Linked DNA regions of Homo sapiens: region 1 is linked to region 2. Evidence: chromatin loops called from intact Hi-C (ENCODE). Cell type or tissue: PC-3. All regions are shown on one strand. Links, peaks and the distances in the headings refer to the core of each region. The heading gives the core; the rest is flanking DNA. Region 1 overlaps CYTH1 (cytohesin 1). Region 2 overlaps CYTH1 (cytohesin 1).

Region 1 (7,355 bases), core at 2,701-5,200, 64 kb after region 2:
GCGGCTAATTTTTGTATTTTTAGTAGAGATGGGGTTTCACCATGTTGGTCAGGCTGGTCTCAAACTCCTGACCTCGTGATCTGCCCGCCTCAGCCTCCCAAAGTGCTGGGATTACAGGCGTGAGCCACCATGCCTGGTCAGACCTCTTAATGTTTTCATAAACTTCTTTGTCTTAACTTGAATAAGGTTATTTCAGGAACTCTTGTGGTAAAGAAACATTTACTTTGAAGTTCAACAATTCTTCAGTTTCTGCTTCCTTTTTTCCCCCTGTTAAATTCTAAACAATTAAAATAGAATGTGTTTTATGAAAATAATACCACTCGAAATATCCCATTTTCATAAAACCTGTTTTTCTCCATCTCTCTGCACACACACAAAATATCTTCACCTAATGTCAGCAATGATAATTTAGGAGTGATTGGATTTGGAGTATTTTTAAACCTTTCACCTGTATTCTTTTCTACAATATTTAGTTCTTTATAATAAGCAATTCGTATTTTTACAGCAACAGTGATTGTTCTTAAAGACAAATTTAAAAAGCCAAAGACGTTGGCCTCGGTTATTTCCCTCTTCACAGGGGAAGGGAGTGGTTATTGGGCACACACAAGTCATCACTGAGGGGTGCAGCCTGCCTGTTATTAGGCCTGCCAGAGTCCAGTGAAAGTTCTAGGCAGGGGCCTTTTTAATATTTGGGATTTTACATTGCTGCCCAGCAGCTTAACGTTTAGTTGTTTCCATCAGTGGTTCTCATTCTTCTTTCACTCCAGCACTGAGGGATAGCGTGAGCACCTGTCTGCGATGCTGGCTCACTCAAGCCAATTCTCAAGTGGCAGGATGAGTGTGCTGAGAAGAGCGAGGAGGGCCACGCTCTGCAGGATGGAGCAGGAAAGAGGGGGGGCCAGGAAGGATACCAGAATCCCCAGTGGGTTCTCCCGGTGACCAGGAGGGTCTTCTTATAACCTGGTCCCCACTCCCAGGCTGAAGAGCATGGGTGTAAATCATCTTGGTTTAAAATCATATTCCATCAAGAATGTGCATCATGCATATGTAACCTGGATGCCGCAGGCCTCACCAGTCAAAGAGTATACATTATGTCACATACTTATTGAGGTCCAAAGTGTGATTACTCTTAGACCACCCACCTGCTCGCCTGGTGATGCCTCAACCCAGTTAACCCAGCGGAATCCTCAAAAGGTGCAGGCACCAATTAAACCCTAGAAGTGAGAATGGGGAGGGTAAAAACCAGAAGCAGAATTGGCTGAGAACTGTTTAGGAAACAGACCAGCTGTTGCCCTCACCTCATGCCCCTGAGGGCCTGTCCCCACCACCCAGGCAGAAGTCTGAGTGCTCGCTCACAGGAGAGACTGACCAAGCATTTCTGGATGAGGGACTCTAGGCCCAGTTGAAGGTGGGGGCATTTTCCCCAGACAGGAGTGTGGGGTAAATGCAGCCTTCTCGAATGCTGAGGACTTCTCCCACCCCCAGCTTCTCCTCACTCAGCTCTCAGAACCACAGGTAGCCAGGTCTGTAGCTTGCAGACAGAGTGGGAAACTTCTCTGCCCAAGAAGAGATGCGTGAGGTTATTTAGTCAGATTCCCCAGCAGACAGCCTAGTGAGAGGGCCCTTGTAGATGGTCACAGTGCACAGGCTTCAGGTCCCAGTCAGCTCTTAGTCTTCCACTCTTCAAATGGGACAACCAAGGAGTCCCAGATACCTGAGGAATTCCTGCCGGCTGAGAGCAGGTAGAGACCAAAGCAGCCGAACAGCCAAAGAGCAACTTGGATGAGAGAGAGGGAGGGGTCCAGGAAGAAGAAGGGTCCACCACCAGCTGTGAAGAGACTCAGCCGTCTCAGGTGACATCACAGCTGCGAAACAAGAACAGGATCCTGTATGAAGCCACGGAACAAAAATAATAAAAAAAAATCCTCCTGGAAATTCAAAGCATGGTAGAAGTGAAAACTCAATGGAAAAGTTGGAAGAAAAGCATTAAGAAAATCTCCCAGAAAGAATAAAAAGGCAGAGGGAAAATAATAAAGGAAAGACTTTTATTTTCCAAAGAAGAACTAGTCCAGGAGGTCTAGCATGTTCCAGAGAAGCTGAGAAAACAAAGAGGGGGTAACCCTTGACAAAATAATTTTTTTAAACCTCCCCCAAACGATGGATGTGTTTCCAGGTTGGAAGGCTTACTGAATACCCTGCATGATGACTGAAAATGAATGCACGCCAAGGCTGCCTCCTTAGGGGGCCTCAGAACACTGAGGACACAGAGGACGGCAGTCGTGTGCAAAGCACCAGCAACCAGAACAGCTTTGTGTAGGGTGATATTGAATGCTGAAGGCAGGAATGCTGGGCTTCCCAGTCTTGGAGGAGGGTCACGTCCAGCCTAGACTGTTAGGCACAGCCAGATAGCAGCCAGGTGTGAGGGTCCAATAGAAACATTCTTAGCCAAGTGAGATTTCAGAAATGTTACCACCCACACACCCTTTCTCAGGATGCTGGTGGAGGACAAAGGCCTTGGCTGTAGGAAACCAGAGATCTTGAAACCTCTTGTTTCAAGAGAGGAGGGAAGAGTGCTCTGGAATGGAGAGTGCTGAGGTTAAGGATGAAGCAGTTTACCGAGTATCAAGGCAACCAGTCCAGACTGGAACAGGTTTCAGAGGCTCCAGGAAGGATTACTTCAAGAAATGAAAATTAATAGGATGCCTGATACAAATTAGCATTAGCAAGGAGATTTTGATAAGAGGTTAACCATTTGCAATTGGTTTTGGTGGTAAGGTCACAGAAATATAAATCAAAGGAACAACCCACTTCTCCACCCTCCATAATTTTGGTTCCAGTGGGGAAGGAAGCTTTTCAGGAAGGAAAAAATTAGGAAGTTCACTATATGGCACAGGTCGGAAGAGAAACGTGGTGTTAATGAAGACACTGTGTATAGCCCTACCTCAGATGACCAGATAGTTATTTTAGGAGGACGGGGAATATGAATATGCCCGGGTAAGAGGAGCTCAGTCCTCTTCTGTAGATAACATCTAAAATCAAGCAGTCAAAAGGCAGTTCTAATATGGTATTTTGGAGATGTGTGAGATACAGAGGTAAAGACCAAGCAGGTTGGCTTGAAGAAGTTGGAAATAGTTGCTAGCCAGGATGGGGAAATGGCTGAAAGACTCTTTTTCGCTTTTAGAGAACTCATAGAACTGGTTGGTTTTTTTTTTTTTTTTTTGAGACAGAGTCTTGCTCTGTCACCCAGGCTGGAGTGCAGTGGCGCTATCTGGGCCCACTGCAGGCTCCGTCTCCTGGGTTCACACCATTCTCCTGGCCAAATATAAAGACTTTAACAGTGCTAGGACTTGGCCATGGGTTGGCTGGATATCAGGGGACTGTGAAACTGCCGTCAGGCGTGTGCTGGAAGTGTCTGCGGTGCCGTGCCCTCTGTAGATGAGATGGGACTAGTTGGCGGGTGCAGCTCTGTTCTGGACAGGAGTCAAGGTGCCTTTGGAAATCCAGGTGGAGTTGTCAGGATGGCAGTGTCTCTGAGGATTGTACTGTCTGGCGGTGGGGCGATGGACAGAGGCAGTGAGTGGTTAATGGTCAGACCCACAGCTGCAGTCCCAGGCATCGGGGCGCTAGGGTGAAACTAGGAAAGGCTTCCTGGAGTTGTTGCCCCAGAACTGAGGCTTCAGAGGTGAGTGGGAGAGCCAGGCAAAGGGAAGAGGGAAAGGGGCCCGCACACTCCCTGCTTGAGGACCGTGCCCGGGTCACTGCCGGCCACACTCTCACGGTGTCTGTTGAATCTTCTGGTCTTTCTACTCGCGGAGGACTTAGCAGTTATATTGACAATCCTCAGACATTTTTGGTGTTATTCTTGTTTAGAATGTAAGGAGTTCCCTCAGGCTGATTTATGAACTTCATGTCCTGGGAGAAAGCAGGAAAGTTCGGCTGAGTCACCGGCGAGGAATCTGACAGTGTGTGTCCTTAAACTGTGATCTTAAACTTCCTCTCTTCAACTGTTCTGTAGGATAAGGAGCCCCGTGGAATCATCCCTTTAGAGAATCTGAGTATCCGGGAAGTGGAGGACTCCAAAAAACCAGTGAGTATTTTTGCTGAGATATTTTGAGGGGAGAAAGGGGATGGGCATTTCAAAGATTTTTTTTAAAAAACTCAAAACCAAAAAACTGAAAAGCGTGATCAGGCTTTTATTTAGTCTAATTTTTTATTATATTGTTCAAGCCAAAGATGAGACTCGAAATCACTTCTTCCTGTGCCGTCTGTCTGCTTTATCGTTTCACTTAGTGAATGTCACATGGGGTGTAGAAGTTGCCCCTCCTGCAATGGCAGCGGCAAGCACGCAGGAGTGGGCTATGTAGTTTATACCCTTGGGACACCTCCCGTTTAGTTTTCCTTTGTTTTGGGCTGTCAGGATGTTACTGGCTTGAAGTTAAAGTCGTGAGTCACCTGCAGTTCTCTCCGCATTTTACGTACATTGCAAGTGGGGCCAGCTTATATCAGGCCGGTGTGTTTGCAAACGAGACTGACTTCTATACAATTTACAGTCTCTAGAATTCCGCTTCTAGGCTTCACTTTTCCACAGGAAAATATGTATTCCTTGTATTTTGTGAAGGTCAGAAGAAAGGGGTTTTGGGGAAAGAAATCAGCATGTTTCTCAGTTAACAGCTTCCTTTGCTCCACTCTCTCCCTCTCTGTTTTGATTCTCAGAACTGCTTTGAGCTTTATATCCCCGACAATAAAGACCAAGTTATCAAGGCCTGCAAGACCGAGGCTGACGGGCGGGTGGTGGAGGGGAACCACACTGTTTACCGGATCTCAGCTCCGACGCCCGAGGAGAAGGAGGAGTGGATTAAGTGCATTAAGTAAGTGACTGCTGAGAAAGGGCAGTGCGCGCCTGGTGCAGCCCTCACCTCACCAGGTGTTGATCATCTTAGTGGTTAAACATGCCGCCCGCATCTCTTCTGTGCTCCAAGTTCTTAGGGAAGCTTCGTCCTGGTTCCCAGCTGACGGCTTCCCAGGAGGCCTTTGGATTCTTGGCTATTATAGCATATGTAAGAGAGCACGTCCCATCTGGGTTCCCCACGTGTCCTCATAGACCCAAAATAGGAAGAGGCGAGTGAGCTACCCACACAGATGCCATCTGCTCAACTGGTCTTTCTGTGTCTGACGAAGCCGCTCTCATTCTCATAGTGACAGCTCAGAGGAGATAGTAGTCATGTTCTGTAATTTGTGAATCCTGTGAGACACCATTTTCCTAGCTACAGATGAGGAAACTGAGGCCCATAGAGGTTAAGAAATTTGCTGGAAGTCACATACCGTGATCCAAGGTCCGGGAGGAGGGAGAAGCTTCCTCAGGGTTCCACAGCTAAGAAGTGGAGCTCCCAAGTCCAGGCCTCTGACTCCTACCTCTCGGCTCTGTTGGCTCCACTGGGCCACGCCATGTAAGGTCTATCACGGGGCTGGAAATTTCCTCATGTGACAAGTATCTGGAAACATGGCTTTCTAAAGTCAGTTGGCTTCTCTTGCTTAATGTTCTTCCCTGGGACTTGGTCTGCCTGGCTCTCCCTCCAGTCCCTGTGCGAGGGTCAGCAGTGAGCATTCTGACTTTGCCTTCTCTCAGTGATGCTTTCTCCTCCCTCCAGTCCCTGTGCGAGGGTCAGCAGTGAGCATTCTGACTTTGCCTTCTCTCAGTGATCCTTTCTCCTAAGAGCACAGCCTTGCCCTCTCCCTCCTGGTGCTTCATCCATGAGAGTTCACCTAGCTGTTTTCCTGAGAAAGACTCCTCAGCTGCCTGTGTGACTTCACCTGGAAGACAGGGAGAATGTGCCCACAGGTGACTGCGAAGGTCCCTGTAAGTCCTCTGTGTACTGTGTGACGGGCTTTCTCCCACCCAGGCTACAGCCCCGTTCCCGAGGGTGTGCAATATCCTCTAGCCTTTGTTTTATCTTTTGGTATTTCTACTCAGACCAGTGTAGGTTTTGGCCCAAGCTAAATACCTTAAAACTGACTGAAGATGGAGATGATGTGATGATGGAGGGAAAGGAATAGATGATTTATCCTCTCAAAAGTAATCTGAAAATTCATGCAATGAAAACAGACAGGAACCAGCTGGAGAGAGGATGGATTTGGCGCCAGGTCACGCTGCGCTGAGACTCCTCGCTCTGTCTCTCTGAGCGCAGTGCCTGGTAGGTGGGTAACCTACCTCTTCTGTGTGATAGAGGTCATTTCTGCCTCATGGGGCTCTTTTGAGGATTAAATGAGATTGTGTAGTGGGCATGGGGTTTGGCAGCTTCCCTGGCATGACAGCCATCATGGGAAGTGTGGCCCTGAGCGGGGGCCAGCCCACCCTCCATTGAGCAGACGCGGTGCCACGGTGTTTTCAGAGTCCCCTACCAGTAATGGCACCAGCCCTGTGTTCTGGGGAAGAAAACAGCAGTGTTGTGGGGGACCGGTATCCTTTTTTTTAACATACTGAAAAAAAAATTTATTGAATCATTATGAAATGTATTTTTTATATAAGATTTGAAGTAAGGGTTTAAGTTTGTTCTCATGAATGAATAGCTGATGGTCCGGACACCATTTATGGATTCATTGGCATCGCCCCCACTGACTTCATATGCTCTCCTTAGAGTGTACCCAGCTCCCCCACCACGCTTCATGCACCTGTTGCTCCACCGCGCCTCCCAGCGTGAGCGCCGCCCGCCCCTCCCCCTGTGGCATCGTGGTGTCCTTTGACTGTGCTGGCTGGCGAGTTCCCTGTCCTCCCTCACTGGTCTTTCAAAACAGTTTTGGCTGGTTTTGTACATGTGTCTTTCATATGGTTTTTACTTCTATAGTCAGAAAAACTAAGCATTTTTCAAAGTCACATTTAGAATCATTCAATCCTTTCATGAGCGTGAGTGCCAAGTTCTCCTGTGGGCTTGCTGGACTCCTCTGCTCTGTCCCGGAGCGGGCTGGCCTCAGCCTCGGGATCTGCAGACACCCCCTTTGGCACTCTGCAGGCACACTGTCCTCAAACCTTCTTGCACCCAGTGCGAGGTGGGACCATTAGGATTATCCCCATTTCACAGATGAGGGACACTGAGGCACAGCAAAGTTGAGTAAGTTGTCCAAAACCCCACAGAGGTGGAGCTGGTCCTCAAACCTGAGCAGTGTGACTCATGCAGCTGCACTGGTAACCACCGTGCAGCCTCAGCTGTCCTTGGCCCTAGATACTCCTCCCAGTGGAAACATTGGTGACAACAGGAGCAGGAAGATGATCTGGCTGGTGGATGCCTCCTCCCCAGTATTGCCAGAAAGGCTTTCGAGGTCAAGTTCAGGACGTGTTTTCCTCTCACGAAGTGCTTTTC
Region 2 (7,355 bases), core at 2,013-4,512:
ACTGAATTTGGTTTAGAAGTATACAGAAAACCCAATGAATTAATTGAATAATCTCCCTTACCCCCTTCTTCAGACAATTCTCCTGTATTCTCTCAAGTAATAAAAGTACTAGAAAGATCAATTGTATTTATCATTAAATGGCTGGTGCTTATAATTTATTCCTTGAATCCAGTTAAACAGTGAGCTTTCCTGATAACCTAGGCATTGTTGTCCCCTACAGTAACCTGGGCCTGTTGGATGTGTAAACATTTTCCTTTGACCCAGGACTGTGTTGAAACTATTTGTTAATCACACAGCAGGATGATCAATACTTACACCAGCTGACGGGACACCTGGCATGACTACTCAGTGATCCAGTAAAACCACGCCAAGCTGGTTCCATAGAGTTTTCATTTTTGATGATAGGACTCGTAGCTCTCAGAATCAGAGAATGTTTAGAGGTGAAACTTACCACAAATGTGGGTCAGCATCTTTAGTTTGTTTCCGGTGTGTGGGGTGCAGTGGCGGACAGTGAGAGAGCCATGTGATGGGAGGAGGCTGCAGAGCTGGACTTTGAATAATGGGTAGGGTTCAGAAAAGTAGAAAATATTGTGAAATTTATTTTATTTTGTTTTTTTGAATGAAGCAACAAAAACAGAGATTTATTGAAAATGAAAGTACACTCCACAGTGTGAGAGTGGACCCGAGCATAGGGGCTCAAGGGCCAAAAATACTGTGAAATTTATTTTAATCAAAGTGGAACATAGATATAGTTTTAAAGATCCTATACAACACAAAATTTTACGTGCTTATAGCAGCAGTTTTCATAAGAACCCCAAAGTGGAAACAACCAGATGCCATCAGCTCATGAGTGGGTAAAGAAGATGAAGTCTGTCCCTACAAGGGAAGATTCTTTAGTCATAAAAAGGAATGAAGTTCTGACACATGCTGCAACATGGCTGAACATAGAAAACATTGTGCCAGGTGAAAGAAACCAGTCACACAAGGCCATGTATTAGGCAAATCTGTAGAGGCAGAAAGTAGATTAGTGGTTGTCAGGGGTTTGGGGATGCGGGAATGGGGGTGACTCCTATGGGGTATGGGGTTTTCTTTTGGGGATGATGAAAATGTTCTAGAATTAGATAGTGGTGGTGGTTGCATAACTTTGTGAACATGCTAAAATCACTGAATAGTATTCTCTAAAAATGTCCTGCCTCTCCCAGACAGTGCCTCCTCCCCGCAGATGTTGACCTCTAGATCCTTCAAGATTGGGACCGCAGTGCAGTATTTGAGTCTCCCCAGATCTCTTCCTAAATACCAGAGAATGCTGCTGAGAGTGTGCATTTTCTTAAAAGTCACTCCCCTCGTTAGTATACCTGTGCCACTATCTTCCCACCCCTCCCAGGGACTTTTTCTATTCTTACTCTACGAGCCTGGCATACTCTGGGCCTTCAGAGCCTGATCCTTAGCATGCCATGTAGTTTTTTCTTTTTTTTTTTTTTTTTTTTTTTTTGGCGCTGCCATTACCTGTGTCCTCCAATGAACTCTTGTGTTTTGAAGAGGGAGATACTTTGTTTTCTTGACCTTTGTAGGTCTAGCTCTTGGCTAACATAGTGCTTGGCACAGTTCAACAGACATCATTTAGAATGAACACATGGTAAAGAGTCAAATCTTTTTTTAATAAATCAGTGTACACTTTTATTATTATTATTTTTGAGACAGAGTCTGACTCTGTCACGAAGACTGGAGTGCAGTGGGGTGATGACAGCTCACTGCAGCCTTGACCTCCTGAGCCCAGATGGTCATCACCTGCCTCGCCCTCTGAAGTAGCTGAGACTACAGGCACGCACCACCACAGCCAGCTAATTTTTTAGTTTTCTGTAGAGACGGAGTCTGTTTATGTTGTCTAGGCTAGTCTTGAACTCCTGGGCTCAAGTGATCCTCTCACCTCGGCCTTCCAAAGTGCTGAGATTATAGGCACGAGCCATCACACCTGGCCTTTCAAATTATTACTCTGATGAGTAAATCAATATGTGAAGAGCAGCTAGAAAATGGGAGAGTCGGCATTCTAAAAGTGTTAGGCTCTTTCAGATGGAAAGTAAGAGAATCTCAGGTTACCATGTAGTGATACTTTTACCCTAGGAAGACAGAGGAAGTAGGAAACTCGGTCGCCGCACTGTCACTGTGGGTCTTGGAGCTCGGGTCTCCTTGTGGGAAAGTGGCCTTTGTAATAAAATCTTGCAGGTGTTGCGTAATTTCATTAGTCTACATGGTGAGGAATAGAGGAGGTTCAGAGAAGAATATACATGTATTTTGTATACCTCAGAATTTTAGAAAAGAGAATCCTGAATATTTTTTTGGAGGAGTTGAGGAAGAAGTAACTGAGGTTTAAATTTTATCTTTGCAGTGATGCCTGTTCTGACCGTCTTATTTAAAACTTAACAATACCTGACCCCACCCCCTGCCACATACTTCTCTTTTCCCCATAGCACCCATCACTTTCTAGCATGTTACTTATTATTTATTGTGTATATAGTTTTTTGCCTATGTCTGCCTGTATAGTAGAAGCCTATTATCACTATCCCTCAAATTAGCCAGTGTGTGTGGACAAAGGGCAAACCAATGTTGATATTAACAAAGCCCTTTCAGGAAATCAGTACTGGTGAATATACACATAGGAACTGGCACATGCGCTGGGTAGAACATGAATTGCCTCTCCTCTCCCTATATATGTTCAAAAGGTAATGAAATTTTTTTTTCTTTTTTTTGAGACAGAGTCTCGCTCTGTTGGCAGGCTGGAGTGCAGTAGCACAATGTCGGCTCACTGCAACCTCTGCCTCCTGGATTGAAGCAATTCTCTTGCCTCAGCCTCCCGAGTAGCTGGGACTACAAGTGTGTGCCACCATGCCTGGCTAATTTTTGTATTTTCAGTAGAGACGGGGTTTCACCATGTTGGCCAAGATGGTCTAGATCTCTTGACCTTGTGATCCACCCGCCTCGGCCTCCCAAAGCGCCGGGATTACAGGGGTGAGCCACTGCGCCCAGCCAGGTAATGGAATTTTTTGGTGCAATTTCTATGTCAATCTTTTAACAATCTTTTCATGTAGCCAGCAGAGGGCAGCACAGATGGAATTTATGACATTCAGTATTTTTGACTTTATTTTAAAGGGCGTTTAAAACTACTGTAGCAACCACTTCTAGGAGTAGTGTGAAGTTTATTTCAATTTCAGGTTTCTTCTTATTCTTTCTCGCTTGTAAATTGTGCTGTTTCTGCTTTGTCTTTATGGAGGAGGTTATTTCTGTTTACCTTATCATCATGAATATGTCAAATTAATACTTTCCAAAGTCTTTTTGACATGTTTCCAGATGCCTCCGAGGGCTGTGGTGAGGTTGGCGATGGTGGGTCCTGAAGGGGCACTGTTCTTTTGCCTCCAGAAAGTAGCAATTACTTGAACCAGAGTTCTTCGAGGTCTTCCCAATGCTCCCAGGCTCCACGGTGCACAGGAGACTGCAGTCCTGGCTCAAGGGTCCTCTCTGAGCATCTGACCAATGCTCTTGACCCCCTTCTCAGAAAGAAAAATCCCCAAAATGTACATACTCAAAACCACACAGTTTTTCAGTTTTGTGGCAAGTTATGGAACTGGTCATGGATTTTCTTGATAGAAACTAAATAAGATCAGTCTTTGTGATGCATACCTCTCTTATTTTTTTTCTTGCAAGAGTTACTGGTCCTTAGGCAAAAATTGAAGTAAATGCAAATTGTGTACATAAAACAAAGGATATGGTTTAGGTTTTCTTTTTTTTTTTTTTTTTGACATCTAATCGGTTTTGAGTTTTTCTTTTGATAACAAAAGTGCTAAAAAGTCTGTGTCATGAAGGTATGTACTAGCAAATGTGATCAGAAATCCCATAGCTTGCTTTGCTAGGTACAAGGTAAGCCTATGTCAAGGAATGGCAAGTTCTTTGAATTCTTGTTGACACATTACATATATCCTTTGCCATCAACTCTTTTTTCCCCCAAGGTCTAATAGATGCATTTATGTCAATACACAAAAATAGTATACCTCTATGTTTTTTAGGTAACCAAAGTAGAAGGAACCTTTGAAAGAATTGTGCAGTGTGTCCAGGTGTCTGGATTTCTGCCTGCAGAGGCTGGACAAGTCTTTGTTATGCTCCACCCCACCTTGCAGATGTTCTTCGGGACTTTGGAGGACACTTGCGTGATTGTATGCCCTAAGCTGTCTCCCATTTGGCAGCTTGTTAGGAAAGGTCTAAGCTGCAGAGAGAGGATACCAGGAAGCAAAATGATTTACCCCCAAATTCCAGAAAGGCTGCAGGGTACCCAGCACCTCTGAGAATGGAGATAAGGAAACGAGGGTGGTTTGAAAGTGTTCATTGTTGGCAGTTAAGATTTCCAGGTCTCCTCTCCATCTCCTGCAGCAAGGCAGTTTCTCTTGCACTTCTGGTAAACATGAAGGTTTAATTTCTGAAGAAGGCTGTGAAGATACAGAGAGCGAGTGAAAATCTATATTTATTTTAAAAAATACCAACCAAGAAGCAGCACCGAAAAAGCCCGTATATTTAACTGTGAGATTCCCATCCTTTCTTCCTCAGTGTAGCCCCCACAAATACTGGTGGTCAGTTTTACACTCCACACAGCCCAGGTAGGGGATTGGAGAATACTTCTTTGGGTAACTAGTCTAAGCAAAAATAAGCTACCGAGCCCCACATGTGGGGTCTCTACACATTACTGCCTTATCATATTACATTGCCACACATCAATCTATAGGCCATGCCTACCACACGGCTTTTAACCAGGTTATTAGTGTGTCACTCTTAAATGAGAAGAAGTAGACTATGCTTGCTAGAGACTTAAGGAAAATCTTCAGTGTTAGCAAGCAAAAGAGCAAATAGTTTAAGGAAACAGGTCATGGGACATGTAGAAGAAAGCCTTAAAAAGTATATACTTAAGAGTCTCAGATATTAAATGAATGAAACAAGAATAGGCTGCTATCAAAAAGGACTATGGGTTGAGTATTTCTTATCTGAAATGCTTGGAACCAGACAAGTTCTAGATTTCAGTATTTTTTTGGATTTTGGAGTACCTGCATTGTACTTGCCAGAGCATCCCTAACCTGAAAACTGGAAATCCAAAATGCTCCAGTGAGCATTTCCTTTGAGTGTCATGTTGGCACTCACAACGTTTAGGATTTGGGCATGTTTCAGGGATTTGAGATTTGGGATTTGTGTTAGGTAGACAGCTTCAGAGGCCATGACACGGGAGCGAAGCTGGAAAGTAAGACTGCTGGCTGGAGACCAGTGTGGAGTCTGGTGTACTGTGGACGAGAACAGAGAAGGAGGGGCTGGTGAGTGGACGGAGATGATGGGAGAATTCTCTACCATCCCACCGCCCAGAGATAATGATTGTTAATGTGTTTAGTATATATTCTTCCTGGCTTATTTCTTTTTTCATTTTTATAGTCTATGCATTTTTGTTACATGATTTTTTCATTTAACAGTATAACATAGACATCTTTCTGTCTCTACAAAAATAGTTACGCAACATTTTCCAATTACTTTTTTTAAGTGCCAAGGAATACTTTTAAGTAACTCACAGGACAAATGCCCACACTAAATAAATACAACAGAAGCTCTGACACCACCACACCACAGAAGCGTAGACATTAAAATACTACATTATGTCTGTCTAGTTGGCGTGTGTTTTAAATGATAATCCACACTGTGCATTTAGCTGTGGCTAGGCTAGCACTTTATTTTTTATTTTACTTATTTATTTATTTATTGAGATGGAGTCTTGCTCTGTCTCCCAGGCTGGAGTGCAGTGGCACCATCTCAGCTCACTGCAACCTCTGCCTCCCAGGTTCAAGTGATTCTCCTGCCTCAGCCTCCCGAGTAGCTGGGATTACAGGTGCGCCCACCACCACGCCCAGCTAACGTTTGTATTTTTAGTAGAGACAGGGTTTCACCATGTCGGCTAGGCTGGCCTCAAACTCCTGACTTCAAGTGATCCACCCACCTTGTCCTCCCAAAGTGCTGGAATTACAGGCGTGAGCCAGCACACCCGGCCTATTTATTTTTGAGACAGGGTCTCACTCTTGCCTAGGCTGGAGTGCAACAGCACAATCATAGCTCACTGTGGCTTCAACCTTGCAGATTCAAGCGATCTTCCTGTCTCAGCCTCCCAAGTAGCTGGGACCACAGACATGTGCCACCACGCCCAGCTAATTTTTACATTTTTTGTAGAGACAGGGTCCCACCTTCTCTCCCAGGCTAGTCTCAAACTCCTGGGCTCAGTCAGTCCTCTCACCTCAGCCTCCTAAAGGCCTGGGATTATAGGCATGAGCCACTGGCCCAGCAGGGCAGCATGTTAGAAGACAGCTGGTAAATGAAAACAGTTATTTTGGAAATCAGTTTCATAGCAGTGTATAGTGAGCCTTAAAGTAGTTCGTATCTTTTGACCAGCTCTTAAGCCCACTTAGAGAAATTTAGCCTAAGGAACTAGTAGGAGCTGAGGAGGCAAAGGTTACAAGGATGTTGCAGCATTTTACAGGATATAAGGAAAGAAAAAGATTAATGCCCAACAGTAGAAGTGGTTAAGTAAGTTACAACATATACATAATGCAACCATTAAACATACCAGCTCCTTCAATTCCATTCCAACCTTAGGGTTCTTTCTAGCCTTCCCCCTTTTCATGTTTCCAAATTCCTTTTCCTGACAGTGGGAAACCTGGCCCCCAGGATCTGGCTTGAGGGTTGCACCCGACACCTTCCTTTTGCCTCCAGCTCTACTTCCTGTCCGGCTCCATCCTGCTGTCTGCCGGAGGCTGTCCTGGAGGGAGTGTGGTTCCTGGTTGGGTTTGACCAGGAGACGCAAGGGTGAGAGAAGAGTGAAGTCAAGGTGATTCTCTCCTGCTGGTAACTGAGGCTTGCTGAATCCTCTACTGACACTCTTGCCAGAGAGCTCCCATTTGCCACTTTTAGCAGCAGTATGATGCCCTCGCACCCCGTCTTGACTTAGCAGTGATGGGGGCTGCCCCTGTTGCTAGTCTGGGGGGCTTTATTACTCCTTGGTGTCCTCTCTAAACTCTGCCCTCACTTTTATAGGTGGTGCCTATCTTACCTTTCTGCACACTCCCACTCTAGGAATGTTTCTGTCTCTGGGATAATGATTGATATGGGTATTATGCTTTCAAAAAACAAACCTTCCCTAGAATATTATATAAATATTCACGTTTTTTTTTCTACTGTCATTTATTTAATTTTTTTGTAGAAATAGGATCTTGCTTTGTTGCCCAGGTTGGTCTTGAACTCCTGGCTTCAAGCAGTCCTCCCACCTTGGCCTCCCAAAGTGCTGG

Evidence for each region. Peaks named below come from ENCODE experiments on the same cell type or tissue, not always from the same donor. Only the 100,000 strongest peaks of a DNase experiment are listed, where the experiment ranks them.
Region 1: a loop joins it to region 2, with 6 times the contacts of the local background. A loop is called at or near these places in 3 of 110 quality-filtered maps.

The regions. Positions count from the first base shown.
Region 1 is chr17:78,677,703-78,685,057 of GRCh38, reverse strand. CYTH1 (cytohesin 1) reads left to right here. Exons shown (of 14, transcript NM_004762.6): 12 at 4,016-4,087; 13 at 4,714-4,868. Among named protein-coding and RNA genes, the nearest start is that of SCAT1, 49 kb to the right of the region's middle. In PC-3, for the core only: no CTCF peak of the experiment used is centred there; DNase peaks (open chromatin) are centred at 3,937 and 4,447; H3K4me3 peaks cover 1,363 bases; H3K27ac peaks cover 1,993 bases.
Region 2 is chr17:78,741,283-78,748,637 of GRCh38, reverse strand. All of the region lies in intron 1 of CYTH1 (cytohesin 1), which reads left to right. Among named protein-coding and RNA genes, the nearest start is that of CYTH1, 37 kb to the left of the region's middle. In PC-3, for the core only: CTCF peaks have their summits at 2,901 and 3,105 (motif pointing right); no DNase peak of the experiment used is centred there.